Regions from separate parts of the Homo sapiens genome. Here region 1 is linked to region 2. The links are chromatin loops, found by intact Hi-C in ENCODE. Cell type or tissue: stomach. All regions are shown on one strand. Links, peaks and the distances in the headings refer to the core of each region. The heading gives the core; the rest is flanking DNA.

Region 1 (5,377 bases), core at 60-5,059, 240 kb after region 2:
TTGGTCTTCAGGCCCTGAGCTGCCCTGTGAAAGATCCAACTACACTGCTAGAGAGACACTTTGGGGCTCAAAGAGAGGCAGAAGGACCAGGTGAGCCCAGCAGTCCAGCTGTCCCACCAAGGCCCCAGGTGAATGAGTGAAGCCGTCAGATGCTCCAGGCCAGTCCAGCTGCCAGCTGAACGCCACTGAATGACCCCAGCCAATGCCACATGGAGCAGAACAATTGACCAGCCAATTCCTGCTCAATGTCTTCACCCACAAAGGACTCATAAAGACTGGCTATAGTTTTAAATCCATTAAGTTTTAAAGTTTTCACACAGCCATAGATAACCTGAAAACCATATGTATGGTTATAAAATTGAATTAGCATGAAGTGATAAATTATGAATCTCCTACAGCCATAGGGACCATCTTTTTCTATTTTCAGAGCAGGGGATGATCTGGTGGGTTTGAGAGAGGCAGAGACAAACTGTTCTAGAAAGTTGGAGATATTGGATCACCAAAACTAAAATAAATAGCATTGAGTTCAGGCACCCAGTGAGGAAGTACTGCTCCAGGAGCAGACCTAGGTCTTGCTGTGTCCCTCTGTGACTGCAGCAGGCTCCGCCCCCCTCCACACTCCCTCGGGCTTGCAGTTCCTCCTGGCTCCCTGGAATATCAGCATCCGCAGTCCTTCTTTAAGAGGCAGCCAGCAGGAACGCCTCCCTTGCTTCTGCGCCTCCCTTGATGGGGAGGAGCCACCAAGGCTACCAGCTGCTGGCCTCCTGAGTGACAAAACCAGCAGCCATATTAGAGTGAAGAGGCCTGGTTGTGGAGGGCTGTGCGCTCAGCGTGGAATTATAGCAGTTCATTTTCTAAAGTGCCACGAGACCTGGGGATGAACCTTCCGAGAGAAGGGAAAACCACAACAGCAGTCCCCTCGTAGAGATGCAATTCATCATGGGCAGGACGGCTGGGTCTGTCAACAGGAAGGGCTCTTTTCCCTGTGACGCACAAAAGCAATCCCACGGGCTCTGTGTTGCAGCAAGAGGACCCTGAACTCCCTCAGACACCCTGGCTGTGTGCAGGGAGCCTCCGAAATCCAGAGACGGGAGGCATGCATCGCCATGTGAGCACCGAGCGGAGGCATAATGGGACTCCAGTTCCTATGCCCCCACCATATTTTCTCTCTAATTAAGAGTGGGGATAGTTTGTGGTGAGGGTAGTTTGCAGTGGGAGTGAGACCCATTTATTTTGTTTCTTGTTATTTTTTCATTGAGATGTAACTTAGAAGTAGTCTCAGGAATAAGAGGGACACTTTTGCTTCCTGGTAAACAGAGGCTAGCAGTCTACTAATAACCTGGCTAAGAGACCAGGCAAGGTAGCAGCTGCCATCCTGAACACCACTGCATCAGCTCAGCCACCTCCCAGGAGTGAGTCCAGCCAGGAGTGAGACCTTGTGACCCCACAGAGCCCACAATACCCCACAATGGAGCAGGGAGCACCAGCCGGAACTCACCCCTGCTGCCATTCCTCCTCCTACCAGCAAGCCTCTAGCGACATCTCTGAACATGGTCTCTCCCTGCTCACACTCAGCTATGCAGAGCGGGAAAAGGTACAACCTTCAGAACGTTCTGCTTAGCTACTACGCTCTAACCCGGTGGATAAAGGATAACCAGCATCCCCTGTCAGGACACAGGGAGCTGTCCTGCAGAGCTGGCTCTACATCAGATCTGATCTGAATGCACTTGTTCTAAAACGCTTCATCAAAAGATTAACTGCATGCTCTTCCTTCAGCGTTTCCTGTCCAAAACAAGCACTGGGGATTCTGAGGAACCTCTGAGGAGCACCCTGCCTTTACTTGCAGTTCTTCCAGAGGTATCTGAGTTTCCATATTGTCTTTCTTTCCCACGTCCCCTTCCCATCCCTGGGCATAAACACAGAGTTTAAGGTTTGTTATGTCTTGTGTTCAGAAAGCCTTTGATAGAGCAACACTTCAGTGCAACCCATTGCGACCCTGCCTTTCACCTAGTGGCTGTCCTCCTCCCCGCCCCCGACCCCGTGGTCTGTGCCAGGTGGAGGCAGCGCCCCCTCTAGTGGTCAGCGCCTTCGGCCTCCCTCCTCTTGCTGAACAAGGCTTCTGGGAAGAACAAGGTAAATTGTTCTGGGGTTTAACGCAGACCCCAGAATCTAAAGGAAAAAAAAAAAACCACTTTTTTTTTTTTTAACAGGAATTATATTTCTGTCCAATGCAAAGGATGCCGTGGGGTCACTCTAGCCAATGAGCTTCTGTCTCCCTTGCTCCACACCCTCACTCCCACATACTGGGCCAACACAAGCAGTGAAAGTCTAGCTAGTCATTGCCTTCTCTGGGCTTCAGTGTCTTCATTTTTCATATCAGAAAAAAATAATTCTTTCTGCTGCCATGATCCGGAATCTCTTACCCATAGGGAACGGTGTTCTATGTCCTTCTAATTCCTCATTTGTTTCTGACAGTTCCCTTTGGCCCCTTTCAGGACTGACATCAGAATAGTCCTTAGAATGTAAATCTCATTCTCTACTTACAACTCTTCTGTGACAGGGAAATTATGACACAGCAGATACTCAGCCCTTCAGAATGAGTGGAATTTGGGGAGAAAAGGTCTTCAGAGGACTGTAAGAGAGTTTTCTGGGTGCTGTACGGCAAAAATCAGACCTTGCATCCTCCCCCAGCCACCCACCCAGCTCCTAAGTTCTAACCAGGTGGGAAGAGTGACCAGAATTCCCTGCTGGGTGTGGGAGGTCATGCGCAGGCCCAGGTTTATTTGAGTTTGCTCTTAGGGGGTTTCCCACCGTCCCTAGAATAGAGCTAGTGGCTTCAGAGTGGGCTCCAGTCCTGCGCCACCAGGACCAGCTCACTGTCCAGCCTCTTGTCTCTCCACTGCCTTCATTTCCCCAGGCCCTGCCACGTGGAGCTGCAAGAATATTCTTGAGGAAGGGAGATGCTCTCTTGTCCCCTTGATTGCACATCTGTGGCTTCCCCTGCTCTTCCCCATGCTCTCTGCTGCATCTTACTGAGTACTCCAAGGGAACCATTCTCCTCCAAATCTCCCATACCTGTAGCTGGCTGAGGGCCTCTCACAGGCATGGGCAGGAGCTACCATTACTCCCCACCACTGTTGTAATGGCCTGATTACCTGTCTGTCCATCGAGGCACATATGGAAAATATCAGAGTCACAGGGCAGATAGGAGCCGTGCAGCTCACTTGGTCCCAACCCAGTCATTTCCACTGTAGAGATTCATTCATTTTCTTTCACGAACTTAACAGAGAAACCAAATATATGACTTCCTACCAAAATACTGCATGCCTCCTAATCTTCCAGCCCCCAGCCTCCTGAATGTTCAGCCTTCATTGCCAAAGAAGACCATTATTTGGGAACAAAGGTATTTTGTAGTCTTGAAGATCATGATTCAGTTCTAATCCTTCTACCCCCAGGCCTTCTGTTATTCAGACAAAATAATCTAAATTCCTTGAAATTTTCTTTTTGGAGTTATGAAAATTGGAGACATCTTATGTGGAGTTTTTAAATTCGAGATTCTTGCCTAAGAAATTCTCCTTCCCCCCATTTCTTTTCTCTTGGCATTTTCCCCCAAGAATCATCTGGAGAATATAATTGTTTCATAACTGTGAGCAATGGGGCTAGTCCTCAGGCCTGATGCTCTGGTGTGGACAGTGAGACCTACACCAGTTAGGGTGTGGATGGGGGTAAAGTGAGATCCTCTTTTCTTGGTAAGCACAGAAAAGTCTGTTAGATAAAGGAATTGGTTGACACATTCCTGGAAGCAGTCTACACCTCTTTGCACTGCCTTTTTTGATCCGACTTTCTCCAATCTTCAATTGTTAAAGGAAGGAATGAATTTTTCACTGGATCATGATAACCAGAAAATGAGTCCATCGTAGCCAGTGTTGACCCCAAACTTGGGAGTTCAGCCATAGGCGATTACTAGCAAGCTCCTGAATGTTCTATCTTTGTAGTTGCTTTGAGCTAATATAACCTCCACCTAGCTGGAGGGGCCCCCGCTTGGATAGCATTCAGCTCTCCTCTACACAGCGATACAACTAGCAAGCCAAGGGTCCCATTGAAAGCAGCAATATTAAGTCACTCACTAGAATCATCCATAGCTGCTTCCTGATTGAAAAAGTCACAAACTTGTGTCGTGGTCCTGGCGAAGTCCTTCCCACAACAGGCAGTCTCAGGGAGGACTCTGAGTACACATCCTACAACAGGTCTCTCTTCAGCAGCTTTGAGATGCTGTGAGAAGATGATAGATATTAATGGAAGCCACTTGATCTCCATCCCTGGAAAAAACCTCCTTGAATGCTCTTGTCACAGCGCCTAGTAAATATATGCAGACTTCAGGGTTTGTGGTTGAGAAAGTTAAGAAGTCAAGATTCCCCATTCTGGCCCATTGAAGAATAAGTAATGTACGAAATAGAAGGGCAGCCTTACCACGTGTGCTTTTCATAACAGAGATGTTGGAGCTGACAACTGGAGACAATATGGCTTGGTGACAACATCATAAAAGGTATGCCAATGAAATGTGTATATGTCTCCTCAGCTTATGCATGCATGTGCACACGCACAAGGCTAGAATGAGTCAAAGCCTCTGTTGTCAAAATCAAGGAAGTGCATCGTGCATGGCGGAACCAAGCAAATACAAATCAGAGGGGACGCTATCCTGAGGGTAACCCTGACAGTGAAGGGTGGGAGGAGCGGGGTCTGGAGATGGGGAGCCTGCCCCTTAGGAAGCAGAAGACAAGCCTCAGAGCCTGCTGTTTGGGGGTTCCCATGCTATTTGCCTGCAGTAAGACTCACATTCCTGTAGCATGTGCTTTCTTGCATCTTCCCTTGCTCAGGCAGTCTCTTCTGCCTAGAGGGAGGGATAAGACTTTGCTGGAAGAGACTCTGACAATTCCAAGGGGTCCTGCAAGTAGATTCCTTGCATGGGGCAGTAGGGAGTCAGAGTCTCCCAGCTAAAGGGAGTATTTTTGTCTGACTCTTTGTCTTCATTCAGGCAGATGTTTAAACCAGTCATTACAGATAGCAAATATTTTTCTAGACTTTTCTTTCTTAGTACGATGATACAGTCTCCTTTGCTAGTTATTCTAAGATTTTACACAGTGTTTTCCCCACTAGAGAAAAATCAATTTCACATATGCAAATGAAAAACTCATTTTCTCTCTCTCTCCTTCTCTCTCTCTCTCTCTCTCTCACACACACACACACACACACACACACACACACACACACACTCAGACACACAGCAAATGGGGGTGCTGGGTTTTGATTCATTCTGGCCAACCAAGGAAACTGCAGTGTGCATTCTTCTGTGGACATCCCAACTGACCTACAATGG
Region 2 (5,377 bases), core at 179-5,178:
GCAGCCCTCTCTGGAGCAAGTCAATGCCACAGTTTCAGATTTTCTGGGATGTAATTTCAAAAGCCATCTTCTTTTTTGATCCTGAATGAAATCAAATTAGGATGGAAATGCATAGAAGAGGGAAAAAGTTTCAGAAGTCCTCCCCACTATCAACCACCCTAAAATATCAGATATTTTAATCCATGTGTCCAGAGACATTCTAATCAATGCATTACTCCCTGGCCTCCCAGGCTGAGATAATCGCCCCTGGAGCCAGTACTGGTCAAAGTAACCAGAGATCAAATCAGGCTTGCTGCGTTCCCTCTGCATCTCATGCATTCGTTTGCTCATTCATTAATTCTTCCATCAATCCAACCATCAGCCATTCCTTTCTTCATTGAACAACTCTTTATTCAGAGCCACACTGCAGCCGGAGGGATCTTTTTAAAAACAAAAGCTTAATTGTGCCCTCAGAGTTTTCCATAGTTCCCATGCCCCTGGGAAAAAAAAAGTAAGCTCCCAGTTGGCTCCCGCCCACCTCTCCACCATACTGGATATGGGATATATGGGATGTTCTCTGTTCATCCCCTCCCTGGGCTTCTTTCAGTTCTTTAAGTCCCTGCTTTCTCTCACCTTGGGGTCTCCTCCCACGGAACTTCTCTACCTGTAACTCTCCTCTACCCCATCTCCTCCTACTTTCACCAGTGATTACAAAACACATCTCAGGTCACCAGGAAGTTTCCTAGTTACTTCCCAGGGTTGTTTGGCTCCATATCTGTTGCTGGGGACTCCTGCTCTCTCTCCACATTTGTTGGTTTGGGGAGAATCTCCCTTTTATCTCTGCCCCAGCCCCTGCTCACGCTCTCTTTCTGTGGACAACAGTCACAGACATCAGCATACCACAGGAAAACACATAATCGACAATTGGAACATTTCTCCTATTCCTCAACATATTTTTTTGTCTTTGTCCAAAAGCTGACCGTCTCTAATGGTTCTATCCTTGACTGTGCCTCTGTCGAGCAGTCCCCAAAAGAATTAAGGAGACTTGCTGTAGACAGACAGTAACTTTATACAGCTGCCCCAAAAGAAGATGTAAACATGGAAGAGGGAACGGGAAGATGTATTCTTGATTCAGACAAGAGCCAAAAAGTAAAAGGGAAATGTCAGAGGATTACAGTGACGAGCTGAGGTCTCTCAACCTGTAACCCAATCCAAATTCAACTTGATTTCCTAGACATGCTAATAGACCACAGTCTAAAATATCTTTCTCTCTTGTACTCTCTCTCGCCTCTCCTCTCTCCCTTTCTTTTTTTTTCTCTCTCTCTCATGCACACACACACATCAAAAGGCAAGAATATGCAATAAACACCCTGGAGGTTTCCTTGGTGGTGGTTTAAATGCTAAGAAAGACAGAGAAAAAGAGACAAGGAGTAAAAGAGCTATAGAAAACAATCTTTTCCTCATTTTAATCCACAGCTACCAAAAGTCTCAAATACTCAAAGAAAACCTCCATAAAAACAATCATGGAATGAATTCTAATGTGAAGGAATCTTAGATTTGAGCTATGAACAATGCTAGAATACTAATACAATTTCTTTTGGGGTAGCTATCTTGGACGCAAAGCACCATGCACATATATTTTTGGAAGGAAAGTCCAGGAAAGCTCTGGAGAGGAGTGGCATGCAGAGGTTGCATGGAACATTTCCCCCCTTTGTATTTTAACAGCACCCAAAACTCCCCTGGGGAAATTCTCTCTCTCCTGCTGCATGTGGGGTCATCAGCACAGGGCCCTGCATCCAGGTATCCTTCCTGCATGGGATCCAATTGACTCTATTGCTCTTGACAAGCTGGAAACCAGGAAACCACCTCCCACTGCATCCAAGAGTGGTACATGATGCAGGGTCGGGGATGGGGGGGCCCTTACATGACAAGAAGACCAACAGCCTTGCTTTGAGGATGCGGAACCCAAGGCCCTGGGTCACAGGGCAGGACTGCCAGAAGCTGGACTAGACCTCAGGCCCTCCAGGTTCCTGAGTTTCCAGTTCATAGCCTGTCCCACAACATCGCGCAGCTCTTAGAAGCCTCTTCCTAAACACTGGGATTGCTAAAAGGAGACCCATATTGGTCTTTCCCAAATCCCCCAGCCTATAAGGGCTCCTCCTTCCTCCAAACTCCCAAAACCTCTGTAGTCCCTACCACCCAGATGCCTCTTACCAAATATCTACTGCCACATCCTGTAGTCTGCTTCTCTGCAAATCTACACTGTATTCGCAAGTAGACTGCAAGGCTGTTGAAGGTAAGGCCTTGCTTTGTATCTCTTGGTATCCCACACGGCACCTCGCACAGCGGCTAGCAAGACTCAGTGGCAGCAGAGTGGCCCCTTACAATAATACTTTGTAAACAGATACGGAAACCATCTGACAGATGTGCTATGTTTTTTGAAGGCTCCCTTCTAAATTCTAAAAAAATTACTAAATAGGACTCCACGTCTGTTTCTCCTGGTGTCCGGATCTATTAAAAACAGGATGAGAAAAAATAAATGCCTCCTTGAGCAGGAGGGACTCAGGACAGAAGTGGACAGTAGATGGCAGTCTGTTCCTGTGTCAGAAGTGGTCACAGAGACAATACATGCTGTATAATTAGAAAGGAAGTAGAAGCACAGCTTAGGGGCCTGAGGTGGACTCACCCCCACCATGCCACGAGCAGGGATACTTCTGAGAAGTACCCTGGTGAGCATGCACACCTACACCTCCCCAAGCCCCAACACCTGTACAACATGCGTGTTCCCCCGACTCTCCCCACAAGGACCAAGGGCTCCCATCACAATGGTCTCTGAGCATCCATCACCCTAGCCCTGGGAATTCAGGGACAAGAAAACCACTGTCATGTGGAAGCGGAGACCATTCCTGGACCCTCCAGCTTGCTCCTGAACCAAGAGGATTCTCAATCATGGTTTGTACTAAAAAACAACACCTGAAGTGGGAACCCTGTATTCCATCTTCCTTGCTTCCCTTGTTCTCCCTGGAGCACTATGATTGTAACCTGACTGCCTCCTTCACCAGTTTCCAGACCCCAAGGCCAGCAGCACTACATTCATCTCTGCATCTTCCCCAACATTTAGCACGTGACCACCAACAGACTGCTTAATGAATAATCTGTACACGTGTGTTTTGAGTTGCTTTCCGAGTGTCTAACGAGGAGTTATCCTAATGCGTATGCAATGACACCCGATTCCCTGTGACCAAGAGCCCCAATTTGCAGGAGAACTAAGCAGGCTAAGATGTGGGGAAGAAAGGTCTCTAAAAGGGAGTAAGAACAGCCTTTTCTGGCCACCAAGCGCTGAGCATTCATGACCTTAGCCTTGGGACAGGCCAAAAGGGGGATAAAGGTAACACTGTTTTGAAGCCCTGGCAAGGTGCACTGCCTCTCTGAGCCAAGTTCCTGGCACTGTCAAATCGCTGCTGCACATTCTGAGCTCACAATGGCTGGTCACGCATTCATTCACTCAACACATTCCTGTGGCTGTCGCTATTCAAGGTGGGGGACACAAAAATGAAAACAACAGATCCCTTTCTCTGTGAAGTCACATTCTAGGAATGCAAATTAAACACAGGCTGCTAAGTGGCATCAGGAGGCTGGGAAGGGAGCCTTAGGCTCTCTGGGGAAATGCAGGGAGGCTTCCCAGGTTAAGCAAATATCCCAGGTTAAGCAATGATTTTAATATCATTGATGATGATGGAGGGGTAAGCATTTGAAGCACAATATTTGTACAGAATATATCCTCCAATGCTATCTCCGATTCAAGAATAAACGTATCACTTGTACAGAACATTTCCCTCTATATTTAGGCCATTTGAGGTATCCCCTTCTCCATCCACGCATTTGTCCAGATTTTTCTACTAGCTCCCAATTCTCACAATTTAATTAATGATAAGTCAAGAAAGACCTTAGAGATAATCAAAGTCAGTAGCTCTTAATAGATGAGGAAGTGAGACCTAGTGTGGTTCGAGGACTTCCCAAAATTGTAATTAGCCTCTGTTGGAGTTAGAGGCGGGGTCTGATCTCTCTGCAGAGTTTGGGATCTCTCTGATTTAGCTTATTGAATTCAGCTACCCACAGACAACTTTAATCCCACATAAACCTCTCGCATACTCCCAACTTCCAATCCAAGATCCGCCACGAATCTGGCAAGCTTGTTTCTTCAGTGCTTCATAAACATGCACTCATCCGTATGTTCAATGACTTATCTGGCATCACATAACTTAATTTCCTCCTCCACCCCCTCCAAATCACTCTATGTAAGTCCTCTAGGCCAGCAGGGTTACCTGAAAATCCCAGGCATGGGCCACAGTGTGGGGCCGAGGGAGCAGCGGAGTCATGGAAGATGTGATCTGTCACACTGGTAGGGTCCTTGTGACCCTCTAGTGAGTCCAACTCCTCCCTTTTCCAGGAAAAGAGGCCCACGGAGGGAAAGTGATTTGCTTAAAGTCACACAGCTAGTCTGGGCTCTCTGCAGGGAGACTGTGGCAAGCTATTTAAGGTAGCCAGGTGGGTGTTAGGAGGACTGGGCTTCTTCCCCACCATGGGACACACCTGTTGGGAAAGCAGGTGATTTCTAGAGCTGTGTCTTCCTCTTGAACCCAGTGGAAGTACCTTATGAACCATTAGAAGCAGGTCCTCTAGATGTGGGATGAAACTAATCTCAGATTGAGAACTTGAAACAAACTCCCTGAGGGATCACTTAGAGCCAGAGAAGGATATTTTTAAATGCTGGGGTCTTAGATCTAGAAACAGAGGGAAGGGGGAAGTAAATTGCAAGAACCTGGCTATCAGTTTTTAAAAGGCTATATACTCCATATGAAGAAAAAAATTATCACCCTACACATGAAAGGTTATTTTAAGCAAAGTAAATACATAATTTTTGAGTACCTATGGTCTAATAGGCATTAGGTTAGTGTTCAACATTTATTTGTACATGCAAATATGTTTAAGCAACAGAACAAAGTCACCTGTCCTTAACTGTCTTGATGATGTATATGTGGTAGTGATGGTGAGGAAATCAGTGGAGGAAGAAGGAATGAGCCTTTAGTCACAATCTTCAAACAGGGCAACATCCACCCCAAGAACCTGTTTGGCTTCTCTATTTCTGGTACTGCCCAGAGAATGGTGTGCAGTGGCAAATCCTCAGCTGGAGGGCTCTACAGCTGCTCTGCTCTGCATCAAACACAGCCTGGGGACCTCAGTCTTTAGCAGTGACCCCTGCCCCCCAACCTCCCAGCAAGAAACCTACCTTAACTTTGGCCCCAGTCTAAATGGTGTGAGTTCCCTAGCCTATCAAAGAAAGCCATCTTCCAAATTCTAAAGATACCTCATGCTCTCCATTCATATTCTTTTTCAC

What was found. Peaks named below come from ENCODE experiments on the same cell type or tissue, not always from the same donor. Only the 100,000 strongest peaks of a DNase experiment are listed, where the experiment ranks them.
Region 1: it touches region 2 in a loop (2.9-fold over the local background); 46 of 110 quality-filtered maps call a loop at or near these places.

Annotation. Positions count from the first base shown.
Region 1 is chr12:5,197,397-5,202,773 of GRCh38, reverse strand. All of the region lies in intron 4 of LOC105369617 (a long non-coding RNA gene), which reads right to left. It overlaps LOC105369616 (a long non-coding RNA gene), which reads left to right. Exons shown (of 3, transcript XR_931575.4): 1 at 1-1,108; 2 at 1,777-1,857; 3 at 4,492-4,618. Among named protein-coding and RNA genes, the nearest start is that of LINC02443, 43 kb to the left of the region's middle. In stomach, for the core only: CTCF peaks have their summits at 1,886 and 2,086 (motif pointing left); DNase peaks (open chromatin) are centred at 693 and 2,053; H3K27ac peaks cover 623 bases; H3K27me3 peaks cover 3,343 bases.
Region 2 is chr12:5,439,783-5,445,159 of GRCh38, reverse strand. All of the region lies in intron 1 of NTF3 (neurotrophin 3), which reads right to left. Among named protein-coding and RNA genes, the nearest start is that of NTF3, 10 kb to the right of the region's middle. In stomach, for the core only: a CTCF peak has its summit at 2,531 (motif pointing right); a DNase peak (open chromatin) is centred at 2,569; H3K27ac peaks cover 374 bases; H3K27me3 peaks cover 795 bases.